2 separate regions of the Homo sapiens genome follow, and region 1 is linked to region 2. The links are chromatin contacts, found by Hi-C or POLR2A ChIA-PET in ENCODE. All regions are on one chromosome and are shown on one strand. Each heading gives the region's core, a stretch centred on a gene start or an enhancer-like site at or near the end of the contact. The rest is flanking DNA. Distances are from core to core; before and after follow the strand shown. Region 1 holds the start of ZNF318 (zinc finger protein 318). Region 2 holds the start of OARD1 (O-acyl-ADP-ribose deacylase 1).

Region 1 (5,656 bases), core at 1,018-3,517, 2.3 Mb after region 2:
AATCAATTTGATTTCTGTGTAACCTCCAGAACAAACTGGAGGGTAGCAAGGGCGGAGTGTAAAGGAGCCAAATGCAACAATCCATGCAAGAGGTAATAGGGCTTAGACCAGAGTGATGGCAGGAGGATGGCAGTTTTGGGGATGTATTCTAGAGGTAAAGCTAACGGGTTAGACAGATGAGGTAATCTGACAAATTAGATGTGGGAAGAAGGGAGATAATGGCTGTTTCTGATGTAAGCAACGGATGATGCTATTTACTCAGACAGAAAAGACTGGAGCAAATACATTGCGCACTGGAGAAGAAAAGGAGGTTGTGTAAACAAGCATTCTGTTCTTCCTTCCTCTGTAGTGACTGCCACCCACACTGGCACTGCTCAACTGGAAATCTTAACATAGTGACAAATCAATTTAACCATGACCAAAGTACTCACAGTACTTACATACATGTTAGAGAGCCACTCAAAAAAGCAGAACTTTGTTACTAAGTTTAAAAAAAGAGGCCGGGCATGATGGCAGGCGCCTATAATCCCAGCTACTTGGGAGGCTGAGGCGGGAGGATTGATTGAACCCCGGAGGCGGAGGTTACAGTGAGCTGAGATCATGCCATTGCACTCCAGCCTGGGGAACAGAGTGAGACTCTTTCTCAAATAATAATAATAATAAAAAGATTGATGAACTAAAAATAAAACAAATTCCCAAAAACCAGACTCTACCTAGAGGATCTCTTGGGGTGGTGGTTATGGTTAAAGGTCAACATTATTTCTAAAACTAAACTTAAACTCATGCTCCGTTCCTCTAGCAGTGAAACATAGAGGTTCAAATCATGGATTTGGGGAACCAGGCGGATCTGAGTTGAAGCACAGCTCCACCACTTAGCCGTGTCACCTCAGTCGAGTTACTTGAACCTCTCTGGGTTGGTTCCTCGGCTGTACAACAAGGAATAGTATTAACTGCCTCACTTCAAAGACTTGTGAGGGTTAAAATAATGTGCAAAGTGAAAGGCTAGGCATAATTCCTGACATAGAACTCGATAAGAGGTAGTGGCTATGGCAGTGACTGTGGTCCTGCACACTTCATTCCGAAGCAGCAGCTCCAATTCATTTAAGCTAACAGTTTACACTCTAGACGTAAAGCCTGGTAGGGTTCAAGCGTCCCTAACTCGCCACAAAAACGGACATTTCGGCTTTTTCCCCTAAGATCCAGGAAGGCAGCTCAGGTGTAAGGGGATGAAAAGTACGGAACCCCGAGGACACATCAACTCTACAAAAAGTACCAAGACACACGGTTTGGACGAAATGCCCCTCGCCTTGGCAAACTTTCCACACCTCACCCGGCATGAGAGAAACAGCCTATTCCTAAGGAACGGAGCGCGCACTCCCGACGAGACGCCCGTGCGCTCCCGAGTCCGTTATTGTGTCAACGCTCCCGGGTCTGACAGAAGCCTCCAGGCTCGGCATCCCCGAGGGAGTTGGCCGGAGGCTTCGCGCTTAGGACCCTGGTCTGGAGGCCCCGGGCGTTTCTGGAAACGGGAATTCCGGGGGAGGGGACTGGGGGATGGAGGGAGTCCTGGACGAGGGGTGGGATTACCCGGCTGCCGCTGTCGCCTGGATGGTCTCCGCGGCCGTCCCGGGCATAGTCGGCGCGGGACTCCCCCCGGCTGCTGCCTCTGAAGCCGGCCGGGCCCGGCGGGAAGAGTCGTCGGCCCCGCGGTGGCGACGGGGAGCCGCGACGGGCCCGAGGCGGGGACGGGGAGACGCGACGACCCCGTGGCGGGGACGGCGAGGCCCGGCGGCCGCGGTGCCCTGAGGGCGAGCGGGGTCGGCGAGCCGGGGTCCGCGACGAGGAGCCGGAGGGCGGAGGCGGCGGTGAGCTGCGGCGAGCCGGGCCTGAGGAGGAGCCAGAGCTGCGGCCGCTGCGCGGGCCGCCCCCGCCGTCGTCTTTAGGCCGGTGGGAAGAGACGGAGGAGCGAGCGCTGCTGCGGTACATGGTTCTTGCAGCGGCGGCCACGGCGACAGCTCTGACCCGGGGGCGCCCTAGACGCAGGCTCGGAGCGCGCCGCCGCAGCTGCAGCCGCCGCCACCTCGGCCGCTGCGCGCCGCCTCAGCCGCGGGAGCAGCCCCCTCCCCTCGGCCCCGCGTCGCCCCGGGGGCCCGGCCGAGCGCGCCCCCGCGGCTGGCGGTTGGAGGGCGCGAGCACGCGTCCGACACACCCCCCCCCGCCTCCGGGGTTCCCCGCTCCTCCACTCAGGGAGCGGCCGCAGGAACCAAGAAAAGTGGGGAGGAGCACAGACGCCGGCGCGAGGCTGGGCGAGGGGAGGGGAAGCGAAGCGCGCGCCCTGAGCTCTGCACGCCCCGCCTCCGAATCCTCAAGATGGCGGCCGCAGAGCCGCCCACTTCCCCCTCCCGCGGCCGCCACGTGACCCCTGTGGCCTCCGCGCGGGGTGGGCGGAGCGGAAGGAAGGGCTTCTCTGGAGAGGGATCTGGTTTTCCGGGGATGCTCCAGGCCTCTGGACTTAGGGGTTTGGAGACCGTGCGGAGGTGTCTTCGCTCTTTCGTGCCGCCCCTCAAGCCTCTTAATTTAGGGATGGACACGAAATGGTTGAAAACCATTCGTGATAATATAAACGGGCCTGTAAACGTTAGCTGTGTGGGAGGTTACGGACCCCGGCAGGAGCGCCCACCGAAATCCTGTCCCCAGCTGAAGCAACACGACCCGCATCAGTTTACTTTCCAGTTTGCCTAATTTCTAGAGGTTGAAATTGAGGATAGGAAAGTACGAGGTGGAGGTGGTGGGCCAGAATCAAACCCAAAATAGACGTTGTCAGGCCTCTGAGCCCAAGCTAAGCCATCATATCCCCTATGACCTGCACGTATACATCCAGATGGCCTGAGGCAACTGAAGAGCCACAAAAGAAGTGAAAATAGCCTTAACTGATGACATTCCACCATTGTGATTTGTTCCTGCCCCACCCTAACTGACAGGATATATTCTCCCCCTTGCCCTTAAGTAGGTGCTTTGTAATATTCTCCCCCGCCCTTAAGAATGTACTTTGTACACCTATCCCAAACCTATAAGAACTAATGATAATTCCACCACCCTCTGCTGACTCCTTTTTCGGACTCAACCCGCCTGCACCCAGGTAAGATAAACAGCCTTGTTGCTCACACGAAGCCTGTTTGGTGGACTCTCTTCACACGTTTTCGAGCTGTTTTCTGACTAAAGTACTTGTGGTCATGGTGGAGGTCCTTCATTACCAGGGGCCCACATCATGACCAACTGGAGGCGTGGCAAGTTTTTGTAAGAGATCCAGGCATGCCCCCTCCCCTGGCCTAAGTCCAGAATTTTCCTAGATGCCAATCTCAGGGCCCTGCATCCTAAATACAAAAGTGGGCCAGGCGCAAAGGGTCACGCCTATAATCCCACCATTTTGGGAGGCCGGGGCAGGAGGATTGCTTGAGCCTGAGAGTTCGAGACCAGCCTGGGCAACGTAGAAGGACCTCCATTTCTAAAAAAAAAAAAAAAAAATTTGCCGAGTGTGGTGGCACGTTCCTGTACCCCAGCTACTCGGGAGGTTGAGGCTGCGGTGAGCTGTGATCATGCCACTGCACTCCAGCCTGGGTGACAGAGTGAGACCCTCTCTCAAAAAATACATCCATATATATATATATCCATTTCCATACGTTCTTATAATGGCATATACTCAGTAAAAATGTATAAAATTTTTACTAGTTGACTACTTTTACCCAGCTTCACATTTTATATAATTTATATAAAATAAGAAACCAATAACATTTTAATGAAAAAAATAATAAAAATATGCCAGAGGTGTATGCCCTGTCTTTATTAGAGTATATATGGATTTTGGTTACCCATACTTTTGGTGGGACTTAATAAATGTGAAAAAAATGTAAATCAGTGTGTATAGATACTTGGAGTCAATAAATTTTAAATCATGTTTGTTATATTCTGTATCAACTTTTACTCCTCAACCCATTTCTAATACTGAATATTTTTATCAAAGGAGCTGGGGTGTTTCAAGACAGGGGGAGACACGGTGTATAATCAGAAAACTCTTCTGCTTCCCCTTCACACTTGCTCTATGCATAGTTCTGTATCCTGCATGAAATCTCTTGCAGATCCTTTCACTTTTCAAGTATTTTTCAGTCATGACAGTAGTCATATTGCAGTAGAAAATATATAGTACAGAACAAAACTTTAAACTTTATTCAGGCTAAAGGTTCTCCCCTACCCCTGCTTTTACCTGCTTCAGACTTGAAGCTTGCTATATTAAAAGTGGTATGGTAGGTTTCTCCACATCCCTGCCTTTGCTCCTCAAAGTTTGCTCCTCCTCTCCCACTGGCTAGCTGCTATTTCTGACCCCCTCCTCCCAGGAGGAGAAGGGATTGAAGGGAAAGAACACAGACTTTCCTGGTTAGTGCAGGATGCTGTTACCTTCCAAAATCGGTTCCCTATGGACAAGGAGGAATCACAAATGTTGGCTTTTCTCTCTTATGCACCTTTGTGGGCTTTTTTAGAACTCTCTTGCTGGCAGTGGTCCTCCTCTGGTTCACTGTCTATGACTCCCCTCCCCCAAGTCTTTGGCCTTCTGGAGGAGGTTTACCCCATGTAAAACTCACTCCCGTGGCAGGAGTCCCTTTCCTCTCTGGTTATCTCTCATGGGACGGATCCCTTTTATTTTGTTTTGTTTTTTTTTTTTTTTTTTTTTTTTTTTTTGAGACAGAGTCTCGCTCAGTCGCCCAGGCTGGAGTGCAGTGGCTCGATCTCCGCTCACTGCAAGCTTCGCTTCCTGGGCTCACGCCATTCTCCTGCCTCAGCCTCCCGAGTAGCTGGGACTATAGGCACCCGCCACCATGCCCAGCTAATTTTTTTGTATTTTTTTTAGTGGAGACGAGGTTTCACCGTGTAAGCCAGGATGGTCGCGATCTGCTGACCTCGTGATCCGCCCGCCTCGGCCTCCCAAAGTGCTGGGAAGGTGGCATGAGCCACCGCACGCGGCCTGGGAAGGATCTCTTTTAAATGACTCCAAGTTCGTTAGCTTGTGTGTCCACTTGGCTCACAGGATAACTCATGCATCTTTGCCCCAGTGGCGAAGGCAGTGCAGCTCACTCCCCATGGCTCCCACCTTATTCACCATCCCAGCACAGTTAGCCAGCATCTTGCTTTTGGACTTCCCCCAGGTAGGGGTTAAGACACTATCCCTGTGGATCTCCAAACTCCAGGAGACACAAGCCAAACATTCTAAGAGGTTCTAGTAGAAGGCTTTATCTCACTTGGCTCCCCTCTCCCGCCCCAGAGTGGCAGGAGAGGAAATACAGAGCCCACAGGTAACTGTCCGACACAATCTTCATTCTCTTATATAGACTGAGGGTGGATGATTAGTAATGCTGGCAGACTAGTTCATATTCTATCATCACCCTTTAAGATGGGGGAATGGGAGTACCTGGCATCTGTTGTATTGCCTTCTATTTTTGAGGCCTTTGCTGAAACTCCAGAGACAATAGGAAGAACCCAGTTAACGTACCGTCCCTGTTGTCTGTCATCAATTCAAGAAATTTTTATGAGACTTCTGATGAAGATGGTGAAATGTGTAAAGGCTTTCACACATACACACATACCACCCCATAGTAGACATACC
Region 2 (5,261 bases), core at 487-2,986:
GTAAGAATTGCTTTTGTCTAAGGCTAAGAATCACTGTGGACACTGATGCTGTTAAGCCTGGAATGTGGTCGGAGAAACTGTTGCAGAAGCTTTACATAGGATTCTAGTGCACATTTCTGGTTTAAAGTGGCCCGTAGAAAGTGATGGGAGGGGTCTGTAAGGAAGAAGAGGTTTCTAAATTCCTCTTTGAAGAGAAAGCAGAATATTGGTAAGTAAAGGATCTTGAATGCCAACCTATAGACTAAGCATCTCAGAGTTATTTCAAGTTTCAGAGAAGTACAGTAATATCGTCAAGAAAGTTTCATGATACAAGAGGAAGAGATTAAAAACCTTCACAGGAGTTGGGTTTTGATATGGTAAACGTCTAAACTAGAGGCCATTCTTGGGGAGGAAAATCTTAAAAACATTTGGTTCTTAGGAATCCCCTCTTTACACGCATATTTTATTAAAGTGTAACAGATTAAAAGGTGCTCTAGCCAGGGCAAACCAGGTAAGTGGTTTCCAAAACTCACGTTGATTTAAAAGTTCTTGCACCCCTCCAAATTTCTTCTTAAAGAGGACAGCTATCCCAGCGCCCATGCGACAATCCTCACTGATACAGTGGGCTAAAGAGTCTGTTTTCGGGCATGCAAAAAGGTCTCCTTTCACATAAGTGATCTAAAAAATGTGCAAAGGAAAAGACAATGTTTTATTAGATACAGTAAAATACTAAGCTATTTTTCTGTATTTTGTGTCCCCCACGACTACCTCTCCCGGCACCCCTTCCTCCAATCTGATTTAAAGCCAAACCAATTACAGCATGTGTAAAAGGAAAGTAATGGATGATCCCTGCCTAGAATTTTGAGCCTTTTTAAAGTAAATCAGCTAGAGAGAAAAAAAGATAATGCAATCATTAATTTAATTAAAAAGTGTTTATGCTTTTGACCTCCATTATTACGAATTTCAGTTCACCAATAAGTCAATAGTTGTTACGCACTCTGCTTCCTTCTGGATCTTCATTAAGGCTGCTGGCCATGATACTGAGTCGCTATTTCCAGAATTTAAGTGTTTCTTCAGCTATGAGAAGGGAAAAGGAAGTAAAAATGCTTAGGCAGCCTTAGTATATAATATTCTGATTGCCCTGTACAACCACTTAATAGGCTTTTTTCCCCAACGTTTATCGATGAATGTGAGTTTGTTCGGCCCCTGGGACGTAATACAAAACCCTTCTGGGGCAAAGAGGAAGAACGCTTAGGTTCGGAGGCTGTCTCGACCCGCTCTCATTTCGTGCTTTCCTGGAGCGCCCCGCTCCGTCAGCGGAAGCAAAGCCCATCCCTAAGACACGCCTCCTCCTTTCTCCAGGGCCACTCCGGAGCAAGGCCGATTTAGGACGGTCTCCTTTTCTCTGCACGACGCAAAAGTATTTCCCCAGTGGGTCTGGCTTAGAAGAAAACAGAAGGGACTTGGCCACAGTCCCGTTAAGCCGCAACCACAGAGTGTACAGGGTACTGGCGTGCTGAGCCCCAGGCGTGGGGAAAGGAAGGCGGCCTCTCAAGGAACGTTCACCCCCCACTTTTTTGGGGGGTGCGTGGGAGAAGGAAAGAGTCTATTGAAGCCTCCCATTCTCTGTCTCCTACCCTAGGGCGGGTCAGCGAGGACGCAGTCTGTCCTGGGGTCCTATGGGAGGGTGCGGGGAGGCTCGCTCAAAGCCCCAACGTACCCAAGTCACCCTTCACCTGGAAAGGAGTCGGTTGTTTGGAGGTCCCCGCCCCGCGGGGAAGGGCTCCGGATCCGACCCTGGTAGGTGGGGAGCAGCGGACCAGCCCAAACGCGGAGCCAATCCCGCCAAAGCCCTTAATTGCACGCATCTAAGATGGCCGCCCCCGCCCGGTAGCGGGGCGGAAACGAGCCCCTCTAGCTTGCTAGCCGAGCCCACACTCTTTGGCGAAGGCCGCCGAACTTCCGGCAGTAAATTCCGTGGTTTCCCGCCGCCGCCCGCGCATGCGTAACGAAACTGCCCCACGAGTCGGGAAAAGTGGCGCTTGCGCATTAGCCGCAGGGGTGTGTCCTAGTGGCCACTTGGAAAGGGGTGGGCAGCTGGCAAAGGGGCTAGTTAGCGCCTGCGTAGTACTAAGCTCAAGGCAGCGTTTTGAGTTGAAGGGTCTGGCGCGTCTGGAAAGCGCCTGCGTATTCCTTTCACTGGGGGTGGTGTCAAAGCGGGAAGGTGGGCGTGGCTTCAGGGAACGCCTGCGCGTTGCTCCTCCGAAGGGGTGGGGCGATCCCTGAACTGGAGTTAGTGGGCGTGGCCTCAGAGGCGCCTGCGCGGAGGCGGTTGGAGGGAGGCCCGATTCCCCTTTGTTCGGGTTCGCCATTTTGCTAGGCAGCGGCAGTGGCGGCGGCAGCGGCGGCTGGAGCCTCTGATTGGGTTTCGGAGTCCGGTACTGGAGCCAATCAGCGCGGGCAGCGAACCGGGGGAGCGAGGCACGGTGAGTGTGAGGAGCCAATATCCAGCGGCCCAGAGCCGGCCCCAGCGCCCCGATTGGCGGGTCTCGCTGACCACTCAGGAGAGGCCCAGGCGCCCGTCGAGCCCGGGGAGTCGAGCTGAGCCTAGCCGAGCCGGGCGGCCAGCGGCCCCGGCCCGGGGCCTGCGAGCGCCTCGGGGCACTCCCGGCCGAGGCCTGCAGGGGCCGCCCCGCGCGGGGATGGCGCCTCGGGGAGCAGGCACCTCGGGGCTCCGACCCTCGCAGGGTGCCAGGGCCAGTTGGGAATGCGTCCCTGTTCCCCGACTCAGGCCCAGGTTCTCAGGCCCCAGGCCTGGGGCCACGAATGGCCCTACACTAGGGGACACATGCGCGCCCTGGGCCTCGGCGATTTCCTCCTGGTCGTTCTGGCCGCAAACTTAAACCTGCCCTTGCACTCTCCACTCTCCGGCCCTTGGGACAGGAAGCCTCCCCGGGGCCCGCGCCCCCCGCTCCCCGCTCCCAGCGAGCCGGGTCTGTCTTATCTGCAGCCCCTCTAGGTCGGGAGGGAGGCCTGGGGAGGGTGCGCGCCGCGGCCGCGGGGTCCCGTGTGCGGCTGGCAACGGGGCTGGCCCGCCCACGCCTCGGAGCCCTATGGGCCCGCCCCCGCTGTCTCCCTGGTGGGGAGAGGGGGCCGTTAGTTCGCCCACTCCCCCTGCTCCGCCGCGCCCCTCCTCCCAGCCCGCTCCGCCCGGGTCTCCGGCCCGGCGCCGTTACCACCCCTTTTGGCTCGTCATTTCCTCTCTTCCCCGCCCCGTTCGCAGTGGCAGGACCGCACACCTCCGTCTTGGAGCCCAACCAAGCGGTCTCCGTTTCTTGTCCGGGCTGTAAGACCAGTCCATTCGGTGCCTGGAACCTCACTCTTAGAAGATTGATACCCTTGCGCATTCTTTCCGGAGGCTGCACAACTTGCTGTTCATATTACTAATCTTATCCACTGCTCATTTTGTGAAATCTCCCTCCCTTGGGAATATAGTACAGTTTTGGGGGTTTTTTTTCCCTTTGTTTTTGCCTTCGCCTTTCTATGTTACTTTGTGTCAGGCTTGACCCAGTCCACTCATCTCTTGGTTTATGTTTTTCTGATACACTTTCAAGTCCTGTGTTAACGTTTTCTCAGCAGATGTTTAGAAACTAACAGTGTTGTGGGGTTTTCCTTAGGGTGAGAGGTTGCTGTTGGCAACCAATTATCCAGCAGTTAGTATATGCCAGGTATAATCCGTGTGTTAGGGAGGGAGTACGTAGAGGTCAATAAGAACTGTGCCTACCTGATGGAAATTGACAGGTGAACAGGTAGTTAATACCTAACGGTTAGTGCTATAAAGGGGCCAAGTTCAGTTGCTGTGAAGTATCCATGCGTGAGCTAGCCTCCGTGAAAGGCTTATCACCACCGCACTTTTGACTGGCCTTGAAGAATGATGGTAATTCTTCCACAGGAAAGATGGAAGAGCTTGCTCGAAGAGAAGAAAAGCATGTGCAGAGGAATCAAATTACACTGTTGGAGGCAGGAAGATGGGATAGGGAAGTGGGCAGTAGTTGTGATAGTTTAGGGGGGAAAGCCCAGTTGGTAAAATACTTGTATATCTTGCTAAGGAATATTTTGGAAACAGTTATTATTTTGTATGGAGGTTCAAGTAGAAGGGATCTAGAGCTATATTTTTTCCTAAGATTGAAAAAACGAGTTTCTGACTTGTTTATGGGTTCTGCCCCGTGATAGTGGCTGAGTTCTTTGGGGATGAAGAGGAGACTTGTCCTAGGACTCTGAAAATTATTTTTACTCATGTGAATCATCTAGTGCATTCCCTGGCACATAAAGGTCTTAAGTATCTGGTGCCCATTTCTAAATTCACATTTAATGTTATACAACTAATAGGTTTCAGAAAACTCGTATTCCAGTGCTCTTTCATTACTAAAACTTCGGGGACAGGTTTTATTTTCACTTTTTAGGGTGAGTTTTTCATTGTTGCTTAAGTGATTTTCTTAATTCATTTGATTGTCACGTTATCCGCATTAGCAGATGAGATGATAGAGCTTAAGTAGTCTAAAAAACATGTATATTTGCCTTTGGAACGTTTTTTTGTTTGTTTTTGGATACAGGGCTTTCCTCTGTCATCCAGGCTGGAGTACAGTGGCGCAATCGTAGCTCACTAACCTGGAACTCCTGGGCTCAAGCCATCCTCCCTTCTTGTTCTCCCAAAACGTTGGGATTACAGGCATGAGCCACTGCGTCCTGACCTGAAATAGATGTTTTAACCTTAGTATTTAAAAATAGGTATGTTCTGGTCACTTCAAAATCACTAAATACTTTTGCTTGGCATCTTTCTAAAAGGCATTATAATCTGGTAACTTTTTTGCTAAATACCTTACAAGCTTCCACCAGTCTGCAGAAGAATTTCTTTGTCTGACATTTTGAGAGAAAGTAGTGTGGCCCCAAGCTTTTTTTCCTGTTTAGTCCACTGTTCACATGCTGAAATATTTCTGTTCTTGTTTTTATGCTCTCTTGATTTGTAGTACTTCACCTTCCTCCACATCATCACATAGCTAAATCTTTCTCACACTTAAGACCAGTTCATCCTGCAGGCCTCTGATAGCAAAGAAAAAAAAAGTTCAAGTAGTACCTTTTTTTTTTTAAGCCTTGTTGATTTATCCCCAGCTGGAACAAATCTCTGTCCTCCAAATTCCCATATCACTTTATCTCTTAGGATTCCAGTATAGGTTTTTAGTCCATTACTAAACTTAAAGACTCTTTGAAGTTTGAATCTTCGT

What was found. Hi-C counts contacts between places; a loop is a spot of excess contacts on that map. ChIA-PET counts read pairs that join two places held with the same protein, here RNA polymerase II (POLR2A). Pooled maps may share reads with other maps.
Region 1: a loop to region 2 is called in a map of endothelial cell of umbilical vein, with 23 times the contacts of the local background. The contact joins the promoter of ZNF318 here to the promoter of OARD1 in region 2. A Hi-C loop is called at or near these places in 2 of 168 maps with a recorded cell type or tissue (endothelial cell of umbilical vein and naive thymus-derived CD4-positive, alpha-beta T cell) and 8 of 50 pooled maps. POLR2A ChIA-PET finds 5 or more read pairs at or near these places in 1 of 52 experiments (B cell).

The regions. Positions count from the first base shown.
Region 1 is chr6:43,367,380-43,373,035 of GRCh38, forward strand. ZNF318 (zinc finger protein 318) reads right to left here and starts at 2,268. Exons shown (of 10, transcript NM_014345.3): 1 at 1,588-2,268. The coding sequence starts at 1,986. LOC124901227 (atherin-like) reads left to right here and starts at 1,985. Exons shown (of 2, transcript XM_047419609.1): 1 at 1,985-2,008; 2 at 2,044-3,962. The coding sequence starts at 1,985. The coding sequence ends at 2,742. RefSeq lists silencers at 1,672-1,741, 1,752-1,941, 2,032-2,231, 2,422-2,521.
Region 2 is chr6:41,070,620-41,075,880 of GRCh38, forward strand. It overlaps OARD1 (O-acyl-ADP-ribose deacylase 1), which reads right to left and starts at 1,737. Exons shown (of 6, transcript NM_001329686.2): 1 at 1,617-1,737; 2 at 977-1,056; 3 at 513-657. The coding sequence starts at 1,015. It overlaps NFYA (nuclear transcription factor Y subunit alpha), which reads left to right and starts at 2,355. Exons shown (of 10, transcript NM_002505.5): 1 at 2,355-2,465. RefSeq lists enhancers at 1,756-1,965, 1,996-2,045 and silencers at 2,426-3,055, 3,086-3,245.